Linked DNA regions of Homo sapiens: region 1 is linked to region 2. A link is a loop called in an ENCODE intact Hi-C map of the cell type or tissue named here. Cell type or tissue: heart left ventricle. All regions are shown on one strand. Links, peaks and the distances in the headings refer to the core of each region. The heading gives the core; the rest is flanking DNA.

Region 1 (8,000 bases), core at 1-8,000, 170 kb before region 2:
TCAAGCATAGGCAATGGTGGACCATTGCTGAGGACACCCCTCCCCACACCAAGCTCGAACGTCCCAGTCAATCTCAGACTGCTGTTGTGCTGGCAGCGAGAATTTCAAGCCAGTGGATCTTAGTGTGCTGGGCTCTGTCAGGGTAAGACCCACCGAGCCCGAACACTTGGCTCTCAATGCAGAGGATTTTTTTTTTTTTTTTTTTTTTTTTTTTGAGACGGAGTCTTGCTCTGTGGCCAGGCTTGAGTGCAGTGGTGCGATCTCGGCTCACTGCAACCTCCACCTCCCGGGTTCAAGCAATTCTTCTGCTTCAGCCTCCTGAGTAGCTGGGACTACAGGTGCACGCCAACAGGCCCAGCTATTTTTTTTTTTTTTCACACGGAGTCTCACTCTGTCACCCAGGCTGGCGTGCAGTAGCATGATCTTGGCTCACTGCTACCTCCGCCTCCTGGGTTTACGCCATTCTCCTGCCTCAGCCTCCCAAGTAGCTGGGACTACAGGCACCCGCCACCAACCACGCCCATCTAATTTTTGTATTTTTAGTAGAGACGGGGTTTCACCGTGTTAGCCAGGATGGTCTCGATCTCCTGACCTCGTGATCCGCCTGCCTCGGCCTCCCAAAGTGCTGGGAATACAGGTCTGAGCCATTGCGACTGGCCCAGAGGAATTTCTTAAAAATTATTTGAAGGGTTTATAGAGGGAAACAAAAACAATGTCATAGCAGACTATTCTCTAAAGATATTAACTCAGTTCTAGCTGTTCCCAGTTGTCTCCACCACCACCTCTGCCTCCCTAACAAGAAGAAAAAATGGGCAATGACAAAATAGGGCAAAGAACATTATCCTAACTTTAGCCAAAAGTAATACTCGGCTATACAGGGAATACTGCTTGTTATTTCTCATCACAACACATAACAAAAAACCGTCTTCAAATAAGGGTAATTAATACAGTAAGTAAAATGTATGTTTTTCCTCTAATAAACTTTGTTGTGGAAATTTTCATTGCAGCAAGGATAAGTTAAAAACATTATAAAATCACATTTATAAAATTATAAAAGGTATGGAGAGAATACAAAGATGTGTCATATTCTGGAAAGTATATTCTGTATTACTCTATATAATCTAGAAAAACAATAAACAACACCACTTGAGAAACATTGCTAAGCACAACTTTATATGTGGTTAGCGAACATTAAACTCAATTGCACAGGCCAGAAATAGAAATAGGTACAAGAATTCAGAGCAATTCATTCATTCAACCATCCGTAGAGGAAGGATGTAAATTATAAAAAGCTGAGTGCTTGCAGCACATACCTAAACTCTTGAGAAGGCAATGGCCTTCCTAAAATCATAATATTGAGAGAACAGAGCACACAGCACAACAAAGCTCTCTCACTGCATCTCCTAAATCTCCCCATCAGTTAAGCTTAATTTTCCACTGTGGTCTGAATGCCTGTATCTCCCAAAATTCATATGTTGAAAACCTAACTCCCAAGGTAATGATACTTATCAATAGGTGGGGTCTTCAGGAGGTGGTTAGGTCATGTGAGGAAGCATTCAAGAGTGGGATTAGTGCCCTTATAAAAGAGAACCTAGAGAGGTCCTTTGCCCCTTCCATCATGTGAGGTTACAGAGAAGGCACATCTTTGAAGGCCAGACGCTTGATCTTTGACTTCCCAGCCTCCAGAAGTGGGAATTTTTGTTCATTATAGACCACCCAGTTGATGGTATTTTGTTATAGCAGCCGGAATGGACTAAGACATTTCCCATAGTTTTTACTATGCTAATGACAGGTAACATGAATCTGTTTTTCCGTCTTGACCAAAGAAAGTGTCCCCCTTTCCCTACCCAAGTCACACTTGTGGAGAAGAATATCAAGCTGGACTGAATCCTCCCTAGCACTGCTTATCTTCTTATGACTCAACAGCATCTAAAGCAACGTTAGCAAACATGTATGTGGCACCTTCAAATACATGATGCTAAGCAGATGTGCAGAAAAGAAAAAAAAATGCTGAGCCAGGTGTAACTAATGAAGGTCTATTTCCCAAACTGGGAAGTGTCTATTCAGGCCTTTGAGGGAAGGGAGGGGGGAACTAGTAGAAAAGATCATTGAACTAGAAAAGGCAAAGCCTGAGAGAACCGGTGGTCAAAGATCAGTTTTGTAAAAGCAAAACCCTACATTTTTAAAGTAAAACATTTCCCACTGTTTCCTAAGGATTGGCATGTGGTTATATTCTACACTTCTGCACAATCTTATTTTATTTATGTGGATCATTTGACAGGCAGCTGCCTTTTTAAATAGATAATCTAAAATACCTATAAAACTACAACAATGGGGAAGGATCTTAAATGCTGAGGTAAGTGAAGCCACTTTCACTAGAGAAACTTGGAGCACTTTCCATTAGGCTGTGGATTTGCAGTGAGAGAAAAATTTTTTTTTAAGTCTGGTAGAATTTCCAAGCTTCTGTCTTTCAAATAAAAGGGAAATACACTCACTTCCCAAAGCATCTATCTTTACAAGAAATTCAAGTACTGTAATTATCATAGCCTTCTTCAATACACACTTCAAATTTCTTGGCACTAACTGGAACTGAAAGCACCAAAATTCTCTTATTAAGAAGAAATTTTAAGAGATACTCTAAAATGGGGAGAGATTTGTTTTTAATAGACTTCCTTATAATGAGTCATTTCATAGAGAACTCTAGGATGGGAGCCAAGAACCAGCAGACACAACTCCTTAGCACAAGCAGGCAGTTTACATCCAATCTGGTCAGAGATGTCACGATTCCTGCTTCCAGTCAAGGCCAGACTGCGCATAGCTAGGCAAGGGATAGGCACTTAGTCCTTAGTCAGCAACAGCACTGGTTTTGGCAACTTATGTATAAAAGACAAATTTCTCCTTCATAAAAACAGTCCCATCAAACTCCCCTAAGTCCATTAAAATCAAGACTTCTGCTCCATGCTCAATGAATTTAGTAGAGATAGAATAATAACATACCATTCATAACCCCACTGGACTGATGATAGCTTATTGTTAATCCCATATGAATAAATGAAATTGTAGATTTCCTGGAAATAAATACACATGGGTGAGGATAGGAACAAAAGCTGTATAACTTAAGCCAGGCAAAGGGGTGTGCATATATGGTCCTAGCTACTCGGGAGGCTGAGGCAGGACGATCGCTTGAGGCCACGAGTTCAAGGCTGCAGTGCACTATGACCATGCCTATGAATAGCCACTGCACTCCAACCTGGGCTACATAATGAGACCCCATCACTAAAAAAAATAATAATAATAATTTAAAAAATTTGTAATGGCTGGGCACAGTGGCTCATGCCTGTAATCCTATTGTTTTGGGAGCCGAGGCATGAAGATCACTTGAGACCAGGAGTTCAAGACTGGCCTGGACAACATAGCGAGACCTTGTCTCTACCAAAAATTAAAGAACAAAATCAGCAGGCATGGTGGCATGCACGTCTAGTCCCTGCTACTTGGGAGGCTGGGGCAAGAGAATAGCTTGACCCCAGGCATTCAAGGTTGCAGTGAGCCATGACTGCACCACTGCACTCCAGCTTGAGTGACAAAGTGAGATCTTGTCTCAAAAAATTAAAAACTAAAAAAAAAAAAAGTAAAGCTGTATAACTTAATAACTAAGAATTATTAGCTCTGTGTGCCAGCTGTACAATTTTGAGCAAAATTATTTAACCTCCCCACACCTCAGTTTCCTCTTATGTGAAATGGTAGTAAAGCAGTTCTACCCATGTGTTTTAGACTGGATTCCCCCAGAAGCTGACCCTGTGACAAGTACCTGAGTGAAAGTCATTTATGCAGAAGGTGATCCCCGGAGGCGCTGGTAGGGAGGTGAGAAAGTGAAATGCAAAAGAGCAAAGAGGGAATCCTACATGGATGAGCGTGTGAGTGGGTTCTCTCTGTGGGCCACAGGACGAATTCTGCAGGGGAACTCTCGGAGACTGCAGAGATGGTATTCACCCACCAATCACCGTCACCGGTGTCACCGGTAGAGGGCAGCATCCACTGTGAGAGAGGTTCCTTGGCTGCCGGTGTCCTTGGACAGCAGTCACAGGGACTAGGGTGACCAACTCACCCTCCTTTTAGCACTAAAAACTCAGACTCTCTGGACAACCCTGAGATCAGGGCAAAGGGAGACAGCTGGTCACTCTACCTGGTGCTTGCAGTAGCCATCCTGACACAGGATGGTGAGTCGCAAGAGGTGTGGCCAAGTCTGCTATGCCATCCAATGCCATGAAAATCAAATGTGCTCCTTCACGCAGTGTGCTTAGCCTGGGGCCTGGCACTCGATATTGGATGTTAACTATTTTTGTATACTCAAAGCAACATAGGGATGCGTTTTTACTACCTTAAAGCCACATGGTACCTGTGACATCGTGTGCACAGCACCCTCTGGAGCTGGATCCACTAGAGAACAGTCCTCAGGCTGCCAGCCCCTGCCTGTTTAAATGGCTCCAGAATGCCACAAACAAGAGCCTCCAATACAAGAAATGCCTTTCTTCCCTCTCCATCACTGGCATGCAGTAGAGATCTAAGCTGGAATTCAAGGTAGACAAAAAAGAATGAAAGTATGAAATGCAGAAGCAGCTCTAACACAGTTTCAACCTTCACATCACTGCCACTCTCCCTTCCTGTAAAACAAAGTGACTGATGCATATGAGGACCCCAAATACTCGGTTTAACAAGATACACCCATGCACCCGCCAGCACCTCTGCTCCCACCACCAGATGTATCATCTACTTACCAAGGTTCAACTGTGTTTGTCCCCAAATGTGTTTGTCAAATAAATAATCACAAAATACATATTTCTAGTCAGCCTCTCATATTCAGAAAAGGCCTTGTCCCTGTAAATAAAAGGGGCAGGGGTCATGAATAAATACATACTAATATTTGAAGGGAATAAGATACATAGAGCATATATTTTTTATGATTCTTCAATTTCAGCAAGTTTATTTTGGTGTCAATCACAATGGAAAAGCATTTCTGTACATGAACCACTTTGTGTACCACTTCCCTAAATATATGCAGGATGGCTGATGTGTCTGTTCAAAGATATCTTCTTCAACAATCTAAATGAGATCCTCTTCAATGGTGGAAGATGAAACACCAAATCCTAGAAGTCCCTTCCTGACCATTAATCATGAAATGGAATGAACTTCCTCCCACAATACACAGAAAATACAAACAACCCTGTCAATTACTACTAACCTTAAACACACCCCTAGGTTACTCGAAACCCATAAGCTTAATGGGTAACTGACTCAAAGTCAGAATAAATGGAGCTTTTTAGCCAGCCAAACCCTATTTATACTACTCCGCCACTTTATCCTACAATAGAACATTTCCATATGCCATAACTTTGAATTGTAACTACATCAAAAATGTTTACAACATAGAGGGCTAAAGCTGGCCAGTTAAAGTTCAAAACCCCCAAGCCAGTAAGGAATATTACCTTCTCCTTCCTTACCATCTCCAACCACAAGCTTTAAGCAAAACCATAAACTAGCATGAATGAATTCCTCAAGAATACTTTTTCTAGATTGTTAAATCAATTTTGAGCTTTATTATGCTAAAGATTTTACGAAAAGTCCTACACTGGAAAATATCTGTAAGTGTATGTACTGACTTGAAATTCTGAATATTAAAAATAGCTTTCTTTTCCATAAAGCATCTGGGCCATAGGCTTTCCAAATGGACAGATGTAATGTAAATTTGCTATAGTGCTGGAGAAAATTCAATTCTGCTTAATAGGACAAGAAACTATGATCAATAAGACAGGAAAATACATGGGATAGATGAAGCTCATAAAATGTGTTAAGCATAGATAAGTAATGAAACCTATTAGGTAAAGCAAGCAGAACACGTATGCATGAACACAGAAGAAGACGGAAGGACCAAGAAGCTTCTAAAATTCATGAGGCACTAAATATGCATGAGGCACCTGAGGCACTAAATATTCATGCTGCACAAATTATATATGAGACATACGTGGCACTCAATATTCATGAGGCTTTAATTAGGCCACCCACAGTAAAGAACATTCTTATCCTCAGCACAGGACACACAAAACCCATAGCTGTCAGCAGGCTAACTAATCCCTGTGTCTCTCCCATAGAGAACAAATGGGCAAACGAGGCCAGAGAAGAACCTGGCTACAAGTTCATAATATTGGTTGATGCCTGATTCCTGAAATCACCCTCAGTTCAATGAGCTCATTGATTTACACGCACTTGCAGACACATAAACATACATATTTCCAGATGATATCCATATGTTTATGGGAATGTAACTGCATGCTTTCTGCCTATGTATACATATATTCATTTGCATGTATATGTATGTAGTCTGTAGTATGCATGTCTGTGGATATAGTGTGTGTGGGTATGTATATGTGAACATAGGAACTCTGTATGAGGTTTTTTTTTGTTTTTTTTTTTTTTGAGAGAGAGTGAGTCTCTCTCTGTTGCCCAGGCTGGAGGGTAGTGGCACAATCTCCGCTCACTGCAACCTCCGCGCCCCCCCGCCCCCAACCCCGGTTCAAGTGATTCTCGTGCCTCAGCCACCCGAGTAGCTGGTATTACAGGAAGTACTCTGCATGAATCTTATTCACTTTGTATTCCACTGTTAACAGCAGTGCCTGACACGGAGAAAGTACTCAGCAAATATTTAGAAAGTCAATTGGTAGTCAGTAAGAGATTACCAAGAACATGCAACTTGTAGAGCTTGACTTCATATAAAACAGGGATTGGGTCTTAATCACCTCATTTCTTTGACCCACCAATCCCTCAATCTTTGACAATATCTGAAATGTAGCAGACATATAATAATAATACTGGATGGATGGATGGATGGATGAATAAATGGGTTAAGAAACAAAAGAATCAAAGAAGGAAGTCACATTTTTAGGATTCTGCTTAGAATGGATTTAGTCCTCACGAAGGAAACTACAAATGCTTACATTTTTTTCTACTACTGGCATGTATAAACTATCACTTTCCAGTGTAGAAAATTGTAAATAATAAGGTGAGAGTGTCTCTTAATTGATAAAGTTTAGCTGGAGGAAAACACTTAAAATGAGTATTAGCTACTCATGTGGCTACTAACATACTGTGTATTTTATGTGTAGAATACCAGCCCCTACCTTTCAGAATAAAAGTGCTACTTCTGCTAACATACAACCACAATCTACCTTGGCCACCTCTCTGAAGGTACGTCATCATCTGTCACACATTGGGAGAATAATACCTACACTACAATATATGAAGTTGTTACAATTAAATGAACTTAATAATTATTAAGAAATTATACCAAATTCACAAGTCCATATCTGAGATAATCCATTTTCTGATTACTCCACTAAAAAACATAAAGCACACTTCACCACAGTGCTTTCTTATTAAAGAAAAGGGGAAGTATAAGGTTTTTCTGGGGGAGGAGGGAGAATGCACAATGAGATCCACTGGTCCCCTGTGAGGTGTATGACACACATATGCCGAAGACTGCAATCACGGAAAAAGAAAAATAGGAGGGGAAACTAGAAAGAAAATAGTTCTCAATTTATCAAAATATAAGCATTGATCTTTTTTACCCTAATTTGTATCACCATATTCAGAAAATAGTATAAATCACTTCCTTAAGTATAAACTTACTGTGAGTTGAGGCCCATTCATCATTGGATCTTCTAATGATAGCACCCGTCCTTAGGAACTGTTCAAAAGTGACCAGCACCAACCAACTGAATCATACCTGATTTTTAAAAGTGACTTGACAATGGCCACACAAAGATTTGTGTCACAGTTGGACAGGAACAGACCACACAGACTACCTAAGCCTTGCTTGCCAAAGTAAACAACTTTTCAAAATAAAAGGGAAAAAAATAGCAATACTGAAATGCTACCTAAATATGTTAGTCTTATTCAACACTACAAATAAATTATTGATCCGGTTCACAAAGCATTAAGTCAACTGA
Region 2 (10,745 bases), core at 1,185-9,184:
ATGACATGATTGTATATTTAGAAAACCCCATTGTCTCAGCCCAAAATCTCCTTAAGCTGAGAAGTAACTTCAGCAAAGTCTCGGATACAAAATCAATGTGCAAAAATCACAAGCATTCCTATACAACAATAACAGACAAAGAGACAACCAAATCATGAGTGAACTCCCATTCACAATTGCTTCAAAGAGAATAAAATACCTAGGAATTCAACTTACAAGGGATGTGAAGGACCTCTTCAAGGAGAACTACAGACCACTGCTCAATGAAATAAAAGAGGACACAAACAAATGGAAGAATATTCCATGCTCATGGGTAGGAAGAATCAATATCGTGAAAATGGCCATACTGCCCAAGTTAATTTATAGATTCAATGCCATCCCCATCAAGCTACCAATGACTTTCTTCACAGAATTGGAAAAAAACCACTTTAAATTTCATATGGAACCAAAAAAGAGCTCGCATAGCCAAGACAATCCTAAGCCAAAAGAACAAAACTGGAGGCATCACGTTATCTGACTTCAAACTATACTACAAGGCTACAGTAACCAAAACAGCATGGTACTGGTACCAAAACAGAGATATAGACCAATGGAACAGAATAGAGCCATTGGAAATAATACCACACGTCTACAACCATCTGATCTTTGACAAACCTGACACAAACAAGCAATGGGGAAAGGAGTCCCTATTTATTAAATGGTGCTGCGAAAACTGGCTAGCCATATGTAGAAAGCTGAAACTGGATCCCTTCCCTACACTTTGTACAAAAATTAATTCAAGATGGATTAAAGACTTAAATGTTAGACCTAAAACCATAAAAACCCTAGAAGAAAACCTAGGCAATACCATTCAGGACATAGGCATGGGCAAGGACTTCATGACTAAACCACCAAAAGCAATGGCAACAAAAGCCAAAATTGACAAATGGGATCTAATTAAACTAAAGAGCTTCTGCACAGCCAAAGAAACAACCATCAGAGTGAACAGGCAACCTACAGAATGGGAGAAAATTTTTACAATGTACCCATCTGACGAAGGGCTAATATCCAGAATCTACAAAGAACTTAAACAAATTTACAAGAAAAAAATCAAACAACCCCATCAAAAAGTGGGCCAAGGATGTGAACAGACACTTCTCAAAAGAAGACATTTATGCAGCCAACAGACACATGAAAAAATGCTCATCATCATTGGCCATCAGAGAAATGCAAATCAAAACCACAATGAGATACCATCTCACACCAGTTAGAATGACAATCATTAAAAAGTCAGGAAACAACAGGTGCTGGAGAGGACACAGAGAAATAGGAACACTTTTACACTGTTGATGGGACTATAAACTAGTTCAACCATTGTGGAAGACAGTGTGGCAATTCCTCAAGGATCTAGAACTAGAAGTACCATTTGACCCAGCAATCCCATTACTGGGTATATACCCAAAGGATTATAAATCATGCTGCTATAAAGACACTTGCACATGTATGTTTATTGTGGCACTGTTCACAACAGCAAAGACTTGCAACCAACCCAAATGTCCATCAATGATAGACTGGATTAAGAAAATGTGGCACATATACACCATGGAATACTATGCAGCCATAAAAAAGGATGAGTTTATGTCCTTTGTAGGGACATGGATGAAGCTGGAAACCATCATTCTGAGCAAACTATCGCAAGAAGAGAAAACCAAACACCACATGTTCTCACTCATAGGTGGGAATTGAACAATGAGAACACTTGGACACAGGGTGGGGAACATCATACACCAGGGCCTGTCGTGGAGTGGGGGGAGCAGGGAGGGATAGCATTAGGAGAAATACCTAATGTAAATGACGAGTCAACGGGTGCAGCACACCAATATGGCACATGTATACATATGTGACTAACCTGCACGCTGTGCACATGTACCTTAGAACTTAAAGTATAATTTTAAAAAAAAGTACCTAATGTAAATGACGAGCTAACAGGTACAGTAACACCAACTTGGCACATGTATACATATGTGACAAACCTGTACGTTGTGCATATGTACCATAGAACTTAAAGTATAATAAAAAATAAAAAGTAAATAAACAAAAGAAAATAAACAGAAACAAATGAATTAAATGAATGATATCCTCTTTGGTAAAGCACCTGTTAAATCTTGCTTGTTGCTCTTTTTGTTGGGTTATCTCTTTTTCTTATTTGTAAGAAAATAAGAGAATTTTATATAAATGGGTAGGAGTCCTTTGTTAAGCAGGTGCCATTGCAAATATTTTCTCCTAGACCTGGCTTGCCTTTTGACATTCCATGTGGTTTGTTTGTTTGATAAACATAAGTTCTCAATTTTATTAAACTCCAATTCATAAGTATATTCCTTTTTGGTAAGTACTTTGTTGTCTTTTTAAGAAATCTTTGCATACTCCAAGGTATCAGAAATTTTCTGTTTTCTCCTAAAGCTTTATTGTCTTACCATTCACATTTAGATCAACAATCCAGCTGGATTTATTTTTTTAGTTTAGTGTAAGGAAGGCTCAAGATCAAGATACATTTTTTCCATGTGGATATCCAGTTGCCCAGCATCCTTTTTTTTTTTTTTTTTTTTTTTGAGACAGAGTCTCACTCTATTGCCCAGGCTCTGGAGTGCAATGGTGCGATCTTGGCTCACTGCAACCTCTGCCAGGTTCAAGCAATTCTCCTGCCTCAGCCTCCCAAGTATCTGGGATTACAGGTGCCCACCACCACGCCCGGCTAATTTTTGTATTTTCAGTAGAGACGCGGTTTCGCCATGTTGGTCAGGCTGGTCTTGAACTCCTGACCTCAGGTGATCCACCTGCCTTGGCCTCACAAAGTGCTGGGATTACAGGCATGAGCCACTGCTCCCAGCCCAGCATAATTTATTTTTATGTATGTATGTATGTATGTATGCATTTATTTTTTAGAGACAAGGTTTCACTGTGTTTCCCAGGCTGGAGTGCAGTGGCATGATCATAGCTCACTGCAGTCTCAAGTAGCTGGTATTACAAGTGTGTGCCACCATGTCCATCTAATTTTTAAACATTTTTTGGTAGACATAGGGTCTCACTTTGTTCCCTGGGCTGATCTCAAACTCCTGGCCTCAAGTGATACTCCCACCTTGGCCTCCCACAGTGCTGGGATTACAGGTGTGGGCCATACCACCTGCCCAACCAGCACCATTTATTAACATAATCATCTATTACCACTCACTGCACAGCAGTGTCATTTTTGTCATAAGTTAGGTGACTAGTATGTGTAGATTTGTTTCTATCTTTGTACCAATTGCACTCTTAAGTTGTATTTTTACAGGATCTACATCAATAAAATTAATTAATTGGGTCTCTCTGTTACTGCATCACAGTAGAAGATAGCTGCATGGGATTTTATCAGATTTGGAGGGTCTGGCTATGGAATGCCTGATCCATAGTCATAGAATCCTAGACAATACAGCATCTGATCAGAGAACCCACTGAAGGTATGGGAGAGAAGGAGGTATGAGAGTGAGAGCCATAACCAGGAGACCCAATGGTCATATCACATACTGCCCCATCCAGACACTACCAGCCTATTAGAGTAATGAAATGATTTGCTGGAAAGAAACAACTGAAACACTAACTCACAGGCAACACTCTGAAAAAGGCACAGCTGAAACACTAACTCATAGGCATCCAATAGGATGAAGTATACATACTGAATCAGACACCTCCATATGCTGCTGGGTCTCCAGTAGGAACCAAGGTATAGAAGCACAAGTGGCCCTACCTAACATCATTTTCAATGACCCACTAGGGGGCTTTTCTTTTTGTCCCTTTAACTCTGGGCTCTGCAGGATTAGAGGTCCCAGTTCCAAAAGGGGACACACCCTTGCCAAGGGACACAGCAAGATTTCCATTAAACTACCAGCCTCAGCTGCCCTCTGGGCACTTTGGCTCTTTATATTCAGGACCAGCAGGCAAGAACAGGAGTCATTGTCCTGAAAGGTGTCATTGGCCCTGACCAGCAGAAAAAGGTGAGGCTTACACCTCTTTCTTATACAATTGAGAGGAACATTTACAGAACTCAGGTGATCTGCAGGGGCACTTCCTGTTACTCCTTTATCCAGATGTGACTGTGAATGGACAAGTGCAGCCATCCTGATCTGAGAAAAGTGTGATTATCAGGGGTCCAGACCCCTCAGGAATGGGAGTTAGAGTCAGCTCAGTAGGTAAGCCACGGAGGTGGTAGCTGAGGAAGCAGGGAATTTAGAATGGACATTGGGTGGGGAAGGTGGGGATAGTGAATACCAATTGGAGCCCCTAAGCTCCCTCTTCTCAGTTTCCCCTTAGGAAGAGAGGCTCACTGGGACCCCAAAGAAGCTGCTCTGCAAGTGTATATGGTGATACGAAGCCACACAGCACAAGGGTGGATTGTGGCAACCATGGAGGTTTACTGCTCATAACACCCTTGAAGGAAGAACTTGCTGGCAGCCTCAGCTGTTAATGAATTCATGATCTGCCTTCACTTTCAAGCCGAATCTGCATTCTTCCAAGGTAACCCCCACCCAGTGACTGAGCACAGTAAGGACACTAGGGCCTGGCCATTTCTGTGGGTTTCTTTAATGAGCAATCTTTGCTCTGGAGCTCCCCGTTGGGTTGGCTGAGATTTTGTCAGATCTTCATCATGGACTGAGGTTCCCACATCTGGAACCTTCACTATAAGAAAATCAGGACATGGAATTTTTGGCTTTCCAGCCTGTGTAGTACAAGAAAGCATCCAAGAAGGAGGGAGAAGGGAGGCGGAGCACTAATCTACCATGTACCTCAGCCAGTTCACCGTGTCCCATGAGGAAGAAGGGAGCAGTGGTTTCTGGAAAGCCACAGGTGAAGGCATTTCCTGGCTTGAAAACAGAAATGGAACCAGGAAAGAGGAGAGAGAAAAGCATAGCCCAGTGGAGCATGCAAGCAGGTCCGATGTGGACAAGCTTTTCTGTCTTTTTGGAATCCCTATCAAATGCTGCCCTCTGATGTTTGTGGAATAAACTACTTTTGAGAAATGTGAAAACAGCCTCATAAGAGAATGAATCTAGCTGTAGTTTCCTGGGATAAATAGCTCTAGATGTCTGAACCTCATGGAAACCAGGAAAAATCCACCAAACTGGGCACCAAAACTACTTCCAAATGATTGGGTCAACTGCCATACAGATCAAGTTTTACCGAGGTGCTATTAACTTAGACCTCTAGGTATAGCTTATCTTTTCTTCCACAATCAGAGTGGGGGCAGTCTTAAGCATTCCTCATGGTTCATGGAATGATCAGAAAGCACATGGTAAATTATGAATCATTTGTACAAACTATGAATCCAAATGAAGTCTTCCAATAAAAGCGTTTAATTTATTGCCAGTATTATTCATATCACTTCTCTTTATAATCTGTCTTTACAAGGTCCCCCCAACCATACCACCATCATAAATGTTGATTAGGAAAAGAGTGACATCACTGATTTTCAGAATGTTAAGTGCCAGTAGGGAATAACTTTATGTCAACAAACAAAGTTTCTGTTTCTGAATATAATATTGCCCAGTACAGCCAAGGAATGAAAGTCACAATGTTTAAAAGTATCACATCTCTAGCTGTCAGTTGATACACAAAACACTTGTCAGAGTTACAGATTAAACAGTAAATAAAAGCCAAGAATCAGGAGATGACCCTTGGGCATGCCAAGCATGCTCCTGCCTCAGTGCACTTACGTTTTCCTCTGCTTGCAACACACTTTCCCTCAATATCACATCCACAGGAGTGTTCTCTCATCTTCCTTCCAAGCTGCTAAAGTGGTAAGGTCCAGGGTCTATGTTCACAGAAGTTTAAGTCACAGTCACATCTTTCTATTCCCCCTTTATCCCCCATGGTCATTTTGTGGCCAATTGGAACTGTGGCTTGGGATCTTTGGATGGAGGAAGGTGGGTTAGAAGAGGCTTCACTGTAGACAAATTTATGTGAGTTGTCTCTATTGGGGTTGGAAGTCAAAAGCACATTTATTGTGTTAGTTTGTTTCCCTTTGCTAACCTTCCTTCAGTATATGCCTTCCTTTTCTATTTATTCTTTGGCAGGATTTAAATATTCATGGGTCTCTGGGCCTAGTAATTTCTTTTTTTTTTCAGACGGAGTTTCGCTCTTGTTGCCGAGGCTGGAGTGCAACGGCGCGATCTCCAGCTCACCGCAAACTCCGCCTACTGGGTTCAAGCAATTCTCCTGCCTTAGCCTCCTGAACAGCTGGGATTACAGGCATGTGCCACCACACTTGGCTAATTTTGTATTTTTAGTAGAGACGGGGTTTCTCCATGTTGGTCAGGGTGGTCTCGAACTCCCAACCTCAGGTGATCCGCCCGCCTCGGCCTCCCAAAGTGCTGGGATTACAGGCGTGAGCCACCGGGCCCGGCTTAATTTCCGATAGCCCCTCAATCTCACTCTGATTCCTAATGGGATTCATGCTAGAGAAGCCAAGTAGATTAATGAGCAAAGGCCATCATGTCCGGAATTGCAGCACTCTTTTCTGAGAATTGTCTCCATCCCAAGACCACCATCTCTGAGAACCTCTAAATATTTGCAAACTCTTTGGCAAACAGTATCAAACCATTCAAGTTTGAGGCTAGAGTAGTAACTAAAATATGACAAGCTGGAGATGCTCAGCAAAAACTACTTATATTGTGCTTGTACAGATCAACCTGCAGTTTCCAGGTGCCAGAGCTGTTACCATTCCTACCTTTCTCTTCAATCTTCTAGTACTAGGGAAAGGTATTTGCAAATAAGGCAAGGCAGAGATCAGAGCATGCTGCCCTCTGCATGGCCTGGGGGAAGTGCATCACACTCTCCCTCTCCACTGTTTGCTTTCTCACTGGGGAAGAGATGGACTCATCTTCAAAATGAAGGGATAAAAGGCTGCAGAAAACAACAAGCTCGGGGCTAAGTGTGGGGTCAGAGCTGTGTGTAATCAGTCATTAGGGGGCCCTGATCTGCTGATCTACTTTAAGGCTTTGGAATTTGACTTGAGGGATGTCATCCTGCTGCGTTCACAGAAGAAATTCCCAGGGGCTAGAGGTGAGGTCTAGCCACAAAAGTGAGATCATAGATGGAGAAACACTTAGAAAAAGAGTTTGTAGTGCTGTTGTTGTGGTAATGAAAAGAATAATAAGCTGACCACAAAGATCCTCCCAAATCTCTCATGTTGAGTAGTTTAGTCATTGTACAATAAAATAGCATAGCTTTGAGAGCTAAATAAATGTGGGATAGAGAAATGATTACAGTGTTCACAAATGAGAGATAAATTAAACAAATTACAGCAATCCCTACCATAGAATAATATGTAGTCATTTAAAAATTATGTACTACACACATATTGTGGAGGGCAACGTGGCACAATGGATAAAAAAATACAGATCCATATACCTCTAATCTAGCATTCCACTTTAAGAAATTTATCTTACAGGTGTGTTCATACAGGTGCAAAATGACATGTATACGATTATTTGCCTTGCCTTAGAAGAAAACCTAGGCAATACCACTCAGGACATAGGCATGGGCAAAGACTTCATGACTAAAACACCAAAAGCAATGGCAACAAAAGCCAAAATTGACAAATGGGATCTAATTAAACTAAAGAGCTTCTGCACAGCAAAAGAAACTAGCATCAGAGTGAACAGGCAGTCTACGGAATAGGAGAAAATTGTTGCAATCCACTCACCTGACAAAGGGCTAATATCCAGAATCTACAAAGAACTTAAACAAATTTACAGGAAAAAAAAAACAACCCCATCAAAAAGTGGGCGAAGGATATGAGCAGACACTTCTCAAAACAAGACATTTATGCGACCAACAGACACAAGAAAAAATGCTCATCATCACTGCTGATTAGAGAAGTGCATATCAAAACCACAATGAGATACCATCTCACACCAGTTAAAATGGAGATCATTAAAAAGTCAAGAAACAACAGATGCTGGAGAGGATGTGGAGAAATAGGAACACTTTTACACTGTTGGTGGGAGTGTAAAGTAGTTCAACAATTGTGGAAGACAGTGTGGCAATTCCTCAAGGATCTAGAACCAGAAATACACTTTGACCCAGCAATCCCATTACTGGGTATATACCCAAAGGATTATAAATCATTCTACTATAGGACACATGCAGACGTATGTTTGTTGTGACACTCTTCACAATAGCAAAGACTTGGAACCAACCCAAATGCCGATCAATGATAGACTGGATTAAGAAAATGTGGCACATATACTCCATGGAATACTGTGCAGCCACAAAAAAGAATGAGGTCATGTCCTTTGCAGGGACATGGATGAAGCTAGAAACCATCATTCTCAGCAAACTAGTACAGGAACAGAAAACCAAACACCACATGTTCTCACTCATAAATGGGAGTTGAACAATGAGAACACATGGGCACAAGGAGGGGAACATCACAAACTGGGGCCTGTCGGTGGGGTAGGGGTCAACGGAAGGGAGAGCATTAGGGCAAATACCTAAGCATGCGGGGCTTAAAACCTAGATGACGGGTTGATGGGTGCAGCAAACCACCATGGCACATGTATACCTATATAACAAACCTGCACGTTCTGCACATATATCCTAGAACTTAAAGTATAATAAAAATAAAAAATTAAAAAAGGAAAAAAATTAAAAAAAGATTATTTGTTGCACCATTATCTATAATACCAAAAGTTTGGAAACCTGTTTTTAAAAAGTTATGGTTGGCCGGGCGCGGTGGCTCATGCCTGTAATCCCAGCACTTTGGGAGGCCGAGGCGGGCGGATCACGAGGTCAGGAGATCGAGACCATCCCGGCTAAAACGGTGAAACCCCGTCTCTACTAAAAATACAAAAAAATTAGCCGGGCATAGTGGCGGGCGCCTGTAGTCCCAGCTACTTGGGAGGCTGAGTCAGGAGAATGGCGTGAACCCGGGAGGCGGAGCTTGCAGTGAGCCGAGATCCCGCCACTGCACTCCGCCTGGGCGACAGAGCGAGACTCCGTCTCAAAAAAAAAAAAAAAAAAAAAAAGTTATGGTATAGTCATACAATGGAATACAATGCAGCCTTTAAAAAGATACAAGCTCCCTATGTCCCGATATGTAAAACAACAATAACACCCACCAAAAAACAAAAAAAAACAAAACAAAACCAAAAAAACCCAGTATATTTTTATATTACCATTGGAGGTTAATAATTTAAGAAGAGGACCTAGAAAGAATATTTGCTGGGTGAAAGGTGAGCAGTTTAATCCAGCTTGCCATCAGCCTCTCATGCCTTCAGCCTGAGTCTACTGGATACCAAGCTGTACCTGAACTGGGCAGCCTCACCTGAGGAAGAAGCATATATATGTACTCTAGTGCAGTAGATTTTAAATTTTAGTGAACATGAGAATCATCTGGAATGGTTGCTGAAAATGAAGATTTAAGGCATCTGTCTTTAGAGATTGTGACTCAGTAGGTCTGGGGTTGGGCTCTGGAACTGGTGTTTTTTTTTTTTTAACAAGCACACCAGGTGATTCTGATGCAGCAGATCCAATCTCTGAGAAACCATGATATAATGACCACGGAACGAGCACCTGAGGTGAACTAACGCCTCCTCCTCACTGAGTCTGCTCCAGGATCTGTGAGAGGAAAATCCAGCTGGGTGATTTGGCTTCAACATCAAGCTCAAAGGGCCCTGAAACGTGGCTACTGCCAAATTTGCTTATGGAAGCAAGAGCCCCTTCCACAGATGCTTATATTTTGCTTCCTTTGAGCATGAGGCTATCAATATCATTTTCTAATCCTTATAATAAAACCACAACAGAGGTAATTTCTGGTCACCCAGATTTATTCAGATAGAAAGATGAATTTATGAGCACAAAACAATTTGTTGCCCAGTTTATGGCTTAAGGGTGTTTTATCTACTTCTACTTAAATAATGACACCTTTATTCTCAGAGAGCAACTTGACATAGCTATACCCTTAAATGATCATTCATATAATGTCATACAATTCTATGTATTGTATATACCATCGTTCATGTGCATGTACACAGTGTGTGAGTATTACAACTTCATTGTTTGGTCAATTATTTTTTCATATAGTCTTTTTCAGCATTAGTTGTCTTTTGCTATTTCTATATTCTCTGTGTTTACTTTTTATTTTTAAATTATCATTATTTATTATTATTAATAGGTGACTAGGTCTCTGTCACCCAGGTTGGAGTGCATAGTCGTGAGCATAGCTCATTGCAGCCTCAACCTCCCAGGCTCAAGAGATCCTCCCACTTCACCCTCCTGAGTAGCTGGGACTAGAGGCATGTGATGCCACACCCGGCTATTTTTTTTCCTAATTTTTTTGTAAAGCCTGTGTCTCACTATATTGCCCAGGCTGGTCTCAAACTCCTGGCCTCAAGCAGTCCTCCTGCCTCGGCCTCCCAAAGTGCTGGGATTACAGGTGTGACCCACGTTGCTCAGTCTACTTTTTTATTTTTAGATGTTATTTTTGTTATTTTTAGATTCAGATAAAATAGAAATGCAAATACACATGCAACATTTATAATTTTTTCTATGTCGATATTTATCATTTTTCATCAGTTCTGTCATATTTTTCAAATCTACCAATATTTGTAGTTTTGTTTACAATTGAAAAAGTTCTGATTACTCACTGAATTTCCTAGATTTATATTCTATTCAGGAAAGTACACTGTAACCTTTGTTTCATACTGGATAAGCATTTAGGACAGCAATTTCAC

Evidence for each region. A loop is a pair of places that touch in the nucleus more often than their neighbours do. Peaks named below come from ENCODE experiments on the same cell type or tissue, not always from the same donor. Only the 100,000 strongest peaks of a DNase experiment are listed, where the experiment ranks them.
Region 1: it touches region 2 in a loop (2.6-fold over the local background); 2 of 110 quality-filtered maps call a loop at or near these places.

Annotation. Positions count from the first base shown.
Region 1 is chr10:58,585,090-58,593,089 of GRCh38, reverse strand. The region is part of intron 1 of BICC1 (BicC family RNA binding protein 1); the gene reads right to left. Among named protein-coding and RNA genes, the nearest start is that of BICC1, 76 kb to the right of the region's middle. In heart left ventricle, for the core only: a CTCF peak has its summit at 4,019 (motif pointing right); DNase peaks (open chromatin) are centred at 2,802 and 4,009.
Region 2 is chr10:58,408,975-58,419,719 of GRCh38, reverse strand. No RefSeq gene overlaps it. Among named protein-coding and RNA genes, the nearest start is that of TFAM, 29 kb to the right of the region's middle. In heart left ventricle, for the core only: a CTCF peak has its summit at 5,006 (motif pointing left); no DNase peak of the experiment used is centred there; H3K27ac peaks cover 288 bases.